2 separate regions of the Homo sapiens genome follow, and region 2 is linked to region 1. The links are chromatin contacts, found by Hi-C in ENCODE. All regions are on one chromosome and are shown on one strand. The core of a region is the stretch at or near the end of the contact, and the rest is flanking DNA. Distances in the headings are between cores, read along the strand shown. Region 1 overlaps ATP9B (ATPase phospholipid transporting 9B (putative)). Region 2 overlaps CTDP1-DT (CTDP1 divergent transcript).

The links. A loop is a pair of places that touch in the nucleus more often than their neighbours do. Pooled maps may share reads with other maps.
Region 2: a loop to region 1 is called in a pooled map, with 12 times the contacts of the local background. The contact joins two enhancer-like sites. A Hi-C loop is called at or near these places in 4 of 37 single-sample maps with no recorded cell type and 9 of 50 pooled maps.

What each region holds. Positions count from the first base shown.
Region 1 is chr18:79,244,870-79,248,401 of GRCh38, forward strand. All of the region lies in intron 11 of ATP9B (ATPase phospholipid transporting 9B (putative)), which reads left to right. Among named protein-coding and RNA genes, the nearest start is that of NFATC1, 150 kb to the right of the region's middle. RefSeq lists an enhancer at 451-1,650 and a silencer at 1,712-1,921. Within about 2 kb of position 1,552, at least 6 of the 41 ENCODE cell types and tissues checked have a DNase peak (open chromatin) inside an H3K27ac peak, as active enhancers do.
Region 2 is chr18:79,641,608-79,645,139 of GRCh38, forward strand. CTDP1-DT (CTDP1 divergent transcript) reads right to left here. Exons shown (of 5, transcript NR_136643.1): 3 at 264-532. Among named protein-coding and RNA genes, the nearest start is that of CTDP1-DT, 36 kb to the right of the region's middle. RefSeq lists an enhancer at 3,359-3,532. Within about 2 kb of position 1,609, at least 5 of the 41 ENCODE cell types and tissues checked have a DNase peak (open chromatin) inside an H3K27ac peak, as active enhancers do.

The DNA.
Region 1 (3,532 bases), core at 302-2,801:
TCTTACCATGTCTCTTAAAGTTTTATGACTCCTAGTAAGAGACTTTCTTTTACAATATCAGTACCACTTAGAGTTATTATTAGAATAGAATCTATTTTTTATATGCTTTGGGGCAAGAAGTATTTGAGTGTGTGCCTTGTAAAGAAGCATGAAGCAGTCAGAACTCCTGGGCTCCTAGGGACCCTGAGGTCCAGTGACCTCCCACCCCCCACTGTCAGGATCTGCTCTTCTTGGAGTTCCTGCAGAGCTTGCTGGCTTGTTTGTAAAATACAATGAGAGCTTTATAACCCCCCTAAAGTCCTGGGTATTGTGTGTTTAGATAGTAAGGGTTAGAGAATAGGTTCATGCTCTTTGTAAAATACTTGTTAAAATAAATATAAAATTACCCAAATAAACTGTGTATTAGACTGAAAACCAAATGCCACTTCTATGAATGATGTTGCATGTTGAGGTTTCTGGTGTTAGTGGGTAGCTTACGTTATTGAAGGAATTATTTTAAATTGGTGGCTGGTCTTGGCAAAACCATTTAAAATTGATGCCTTCCTACATTAAGACAAAAAAAACAGTAAATCTGTTCAGGATCTTGAAATCATTAAGGAAGCTGTTGTTACAATGTTATCAACTTAGTTTTTAGCTCTGAAACTTCGAAAAGCCTTAGGAGGGCACCACCCTACTGACTGAGGAGGGCACCGCCCTACTGACTGTGCGGAGGGCACCGCCCTAATGACTGTGCGGAGGGTACCACCCTACTGACTGGGGAGGGTACCGCCCTACTGACTGAGGAGGGTACCGCCCTAGTGACTGTGCGGAGGGCACCGCCCTACTGACTGTGCGGAGGGTACCGCCCTACTGACTGTGTGGAGGACACCGCCCTGCTGACTGAGGAGGGCACCGCCCTACTGACTGAGGAGGGCACCACCCTACTGACTGAGGAGGGTACCACCCTACTGACTGAGGAGGGCACCACCCTACTGACTGCGGAGGGCACCGCCCTACTGTCTGTGCGGAGGGCACCGCTCTACTGACTGAGGAGGGCACCGCCCTACTGACTGTGCGGAGGGCACCACCCTACTGACTGCGCGGAGGGCACCACCCTACTGACTGCGGAGGGCACCGCCCTACTGTCTGTGCGGAGGGCACCGCCCTACTGACTGAGGAGGGCACCGCCCTACTGACTGTGCGGAGGGCACCACCCTACTGACTGAGGAGGGCACCACCCTGACTGTGTGGAGGGCACCACCCTACTGACTGCGGAGGGCACCGCCCTACTGTCTGTGCGGAGGGCACCGCCCTACTGACTGAGGAGGGCACCGCCCTACTGACTGTGCGGAGGGCACCACCCTACTGACTGAGGAGGGCACCACCCTGACTGTGTGGAGGGCACCACCCTACTGACTGCGGAGGGCACCGCCCTACTGTCTGTGCGGAGGGCACCGCCCTACTGACTGAGGAGGGCACCGCCCTACTGACTGTGCGGAGGGCACCGCCCTACTGACTGAGGAGGGCACCGCCCTACTGACTGTGAGGAGGACACCGCCCTACTGACTGTGCACAGCATTTCCGAGGTCCTGTCTTGAAATTAGGGCATCTTACGAGATGCCAGATTTTTATTCAGGGCCCCCTTCCTACCCCCCATAATCCAGGATGTTCAAGTATGTAGATTCTGGCCAGCATTCTGCGTGACAAAACATAAATTTAGGGTAACGCTTTTTGTCAGAAATAAATAAATGAGTGAGTGTATGTGATGTGCTGGACTGGTTGGGTTAGAAATGGCTGGCGCTTTCCAGAGAGCGGGACTGCAGGGATCAGGACGCGCGCCGGCCTCGCGCTCCCCCTGCTGGCCGCGCCCCGCGCTCCCCGCGCTCCCTGGCTTCCCCTCCCAGCCGCCTATGGGAGGTGTGAGTACGACTCTGAGACAGATGACTCTGAGACAGACGTGAGCACCGCAGCGGTGATCGGCAGTGTAGTGACTCCTACACTTCAGCCTCCTCCTCCTCCTGATTTTCAGTTAAACAATGTGGTGATTGTAAAATAAGATTAGGAATGATGTACATTAGAAAATGGATAGGCTTATCTTAATATTCAGTGCTGGATTTTTAACGTAATTTCTATACGTAGAGCAAAAATTAAATTTCCAGATAGTTTCTGGATCATTTTGCATGTTATCACATGCATATTTTTGTTTTAAATATGGCTTTGATGTATCACAAGTTGAGAACATTTGAAAGAATTTATAATACTAAAAATAAAAGTTTTAACTTACTACTTACCTTCCAGCCACTGTGTTGCTTTGCATGTGCTGACCTTTCATATATTGATTTACTTTGCGAAGGTTCTAATATATCAGTAAAGGCTGCCACACACTAACAGATGGAATCCAGTTGTCCTGTATGAACGTAGACAGTCAGCATGAGTTTTGTAAGGGCGAGCATGAGATGTGTATATGTGTATACATGTGTTCAGAGATGATGCTACTTTCTGACATTATGGACAATTATAAAAAATTCTGGTGAGTGGATACGTGTCCTAGGAAATGCTAGAGCCAGTATTGACATTTCTCAAGCGATCTAGGAGTCCAGCAGTTTGAGAAGATAACCTCATTCTGCACTCATGAAGCCCCCTTCAAACTTAGCAGGTAATATGCTTGCAAATTTTAGTAATAATTTTATCCTTAAAAACATGTTTATATAGGTCGGCGGACAGAGTGACAATCAATATGCATAGTCTGTAACATCAAAAGTTGGGTAGCTCCAGTTTGTGTAAACTAGGTGTGAGGGTTTACTTTGAACTCCCTTGTCTCTTAATTACGTGTCATATGTTGGTTTCAAACGTGGTTTTGCTTCCCTGTTTAGTAGCTGATTCTTGCATTAATACTTTTCTTATTTATACAAAAAATATAGTACTTTTTTATGTTAATGTTCAAGGGAAAACATTTTATATAATAACTATATAGCAAGCAAGGGAAAAAGCTTAAATTCTGAGTATAGAATAGGCAAAATGTTAAATTTCTTGGTAGGCAAACATGTAGGTTATGAAATAATTCTTTCAGAATAGACTTTAAATTGTCTATTGTGTAAATACAGGTTTTGATTTTTAAGAACTAAGGTGATAAATTGTAACATTAAGAATTGTTGTGCTGATACTTATTTAGGGAATTCTTAAAGCACAGATTATTGAGCCAACAGACTATAATGGCCAAAAGAAACCCTTCTTATTTCGCAGATCACTGAGGCGATAAACGATAATGGCTCAGCCACATCTATAGTGTGCGGTCAGCCTGCATGTACTACACACACTTAAGGCTTAGTAGTTCATATCCAAAAAAGAATAATAAACTTCAGAAGGAAAAAGACTATGTAGCATCACTTTTTAAAAACTAATACTTTTAATTTAAACTTCGTAATGGAAAAGTTGTTGCTCTAAAATTTAGTACTTAGATTTAGTGCATGAGTTTCATTTATTTGAAATGCAGAAACACAAATGAAGGTCTGAAAATTACTTATTTTTTTCTTGTCTCTTAAGATTCTACTAG
Region 2 (3,532 bases), core at 359-2,858, 400 kb after region 1:
GACTGAGTGTGGGGACTGGTCCCATATTCGAGGTTCTGGGACGCGTCCCCCAGGGACATCAAGGGACGGACAACTGTGCCATTTTTCATATTTGCCACCAGCACCATCTCTAACTGGGTTTTCTGCTAATCAACGCCCCTGATTGTCAGGAGGAGAGGAGACCGGGCAGTGAGGCCCCAGTGCAGACCCCGGGCAGGCTGGGCTCACTTTAGCCTCCCCAGGCTCCCTCCCAGCCTCCTGGCCTCGGGTTCCAGGCCTCTTACCATGAGGACGATGACAGGCCCGGAGCTCCCGTTCTGATTTAAAACTGCGGACCCAGCCGAGACCCTGCAGGGCCTCCAGCCCCACCTGCTCCTTCCAAGCCCGGTCTCAGCCCGGTCAGCGCCGCCCCCTCCGCCCTGAGGAGGAACCTGGCCCTTCGGAAGTCTTCCACTGTGTTCTCTGGGGAAACCACGGCGCCTCTCTTGCCAAAGCCTGGTTCCTTCTCTCCCTCTTTACCAGGCTGGGTTTTGCCGGCATTGTCTGTCGGATGCTATGGAGATGGGAAAATGAATTTCATCTTTCATCTTGCACACACCTGTCTGAAGGCCCAATGTTGCCCTGGTGTGGGGACAGCGAGGGGCAAACTCGAGAAGCCCCTGTGGACGCACAGGTGGCCTCGTGACACCCCCAGGGGAGGCGCCCCAGACCCCCCCCCCCCGCCCGACGCCAGAACCCACGGGGCGGGGCCTCGCCTGGAATGGGGCATCCTCTCTAGAGGACTTGGGATACCTCGAACTATGCAATGCGGTGTAAATACTGTTTACACGGTATTTTATTGGGTTTTTTTTATTGTTGTATTGTGATTTTTCTTCCCCTCTGGGGTTGGTGGAACCCTCAGTTGCAAACAGGAATGCAGAGGTGGATGGTGGTTCCACGATTTGGAAATCATGAAAGACTACAGAGTCCTGCCAGCTTCTTGGTAGAACTTTGTTTTTTATAAGCTCGATAGAAGATCTTATTAGCTTGATGATTCTTTGAGACCAGGTGCTATTCTTATCTAATTTATTTATTCATTTATTTCCTCAACAAATATTTCTTAAATGACTTTTATATTCTCCCCCAAGCATCTTAAGCAGATGCTTAATAATAGGAAATAACACTCCCTTTATACAATAACATTACGCAACGCCATCATTTGTTCTCATAAAGGCAATTAGTGCATGAATTTCCACCCCCACCCTCAAAAAATTGCAACACTGTGTGCGGTGGAGAAATCCTGGGCTGTCTCAGGTTTCCTCACTCCACACTCTCCCCAAGACAAAGTGGGTAGTTACCGCGCTAGAAGGTGGCCAAGAGCATGTGAGTCTACAGGCAAGTACCTTACTCTCCTGGGGTGAAAATAATTCGGAGAAAGTAGAATATATGAAAAGAAAGTGTGGAGTTAAAGAACCAAAGCTCACAGACCATCTCCCCAGTAACCAGAGTTACTTAAATGCTTTGAATGCCACTTCTCTCATCTAGAAAATAGGGGTGAGGCCTCTAACTTCCCAGGACTGCCGCCCACGTCAAACCCTACCCCGAGCATGTGAAGCCTCTGAGGCCTGCGATTTTGGCTGACAGAGGCACAGGCGGAGGCCAGGGCAGCGTGGGGAGCAGGAAGCCCCCGTGGCAGAACAAGAAGCTCCCCGTGGGGGAACAGGAACCCAAGCCCCATGGGGGAACAGGAAGCAGGTGAACTTGCTGCCTCCCCTCCCAGCTGGTGCGTCCCCAGCAGACAGAGGCCCCAAAACACCGAGTGACTCAACCTACAATCAGGCTTGTTTCCAAAACCTTGATTTCCAGGTTTCAAAATTGTAAGCTAAGCCCCGTCCATGGCCATGTGCCGCCCAAAGACCCCCCTCAGCCCCTCAGCCTGTATTCTTGCCCCCATAACTGCAAGCACTGCCCGGGATGGCCAGTTCCATAAAGAGCCAGCTTCCTGATTGCATTATCCGAGGACGAACCTCCCCAGGACTGAGGAGTTCGTCCCCCGCGGCTGATCACACAAATGGATCAAGGGCCTCCTGCTTGGAGGCCGGAGGGGAGAGCAGGTGAGACAGAGTCATCGATTCCCAGGCAACGTGGAGCACACATCTGCGCCTGGAAGGGGGCTGTCCCATTCTCGTGGAAGTCAAGGGATTTTTACTTCATCCTCCCACAGGCATCCTTCCTGCGCTGTTTCAGAGCCTAGAAGCTGGGGTGCCCCACAGGACTTGGCCATGTCTGCACCTCAACCGACAGTCACTTAATATGTTTCTCGAATTAATTTTAAATGTAATTTTGCTTTTCCACTTAGGCTCATTGTAAGTAAAACGAGTGACATCATGGACTAATGTGCCTGTTATATTACTCTCTGTAACACATTCGAATTAATGTATAATAATACGTAAGAAATAACTAGTAAAATAAAGAACGTGTGTGCACATTCTTCCTAAAGAGCCTCTCTTGCACGGACAGGACTAGGCATAAGGTATTTGGGGAAACTGTCTCGCGAGAAGTGAGGGGCGGAGGCAGGTGTCCGGAGGCCTGCAGGTGCCACGGGGCTGAGGCCGGCCTCCTGCGCGGAGTCCCTCCCTCTGACCTCCCCGGGGTGCGAGCCCCACCTGCAAGGCGGTGGAGAGACGTCTCCATCTAGTGGCCGCCTGCTTCCATTACACTGGGAAGCAAGTTCCTGACCCTGAGGGTCCCGGGTTCCTTTTGGTGATGAAAACCCTCCGGAACTGAATAGCGGTAATGGCTGCACAACCTTGTAAATATACTAAAAACCCCTGAATTGGGCATTTTAAAGGCATGAATTATATGGTACGAGTTATATCTCCATTTTTAAGAGAACTTTTGTGAAAGGTTTCAATATATGAGCAGAAAAACCTTGTTCACGTCTTCTTATGGTGAAATGAAAGCATCTGAAGCACAGTGAGTGTGTCTTTTTTACTTTGTCCAGAAACATGAAGTTTAAAACATCCAGGGACCACAAGTCTTCGAGATAGAAATGTTTCATTTGTGCTTTTCTGTAAGCCACAGCTATAGTTACTACTGAATACCATTCTTCCAGGACCCTTTTATCTGATATTCTAATAAGTTGTTTCTTTTTAAAGGCACTTCTCCCTAAAAAGTGTTCTCAGGCTGCAATTACACGGATCTGAAGTGTGCGGCATACGGCTTTGCTCTCACTCTGCAGTGGAGCTTGTGGGTGTGGTGAAATGATGATGTTTTATTCTAAGGGGAGGCCGAGAACCATCTGCTTCTCGACGGAAACCATGTGTTATTACAAGACGCTACGTCAGGCGTTTTAACATGATACACTCCTTGCAATTATACTTACTAAACAGAACACCACTGCAGAATTTCCCTAATGTTCTCCTCACACACCAACTCAAGAATCTTCCCCTGCACCTCAAATGGTGCAATTATTTTGTAAAGGTCTTTGTCAGTGGATTCAAAATAACCAGAAACAATAATGATTATTATTTAGAATTCCAGTGTAATTTTCCAGCTGAGATGCAGCCTCAGG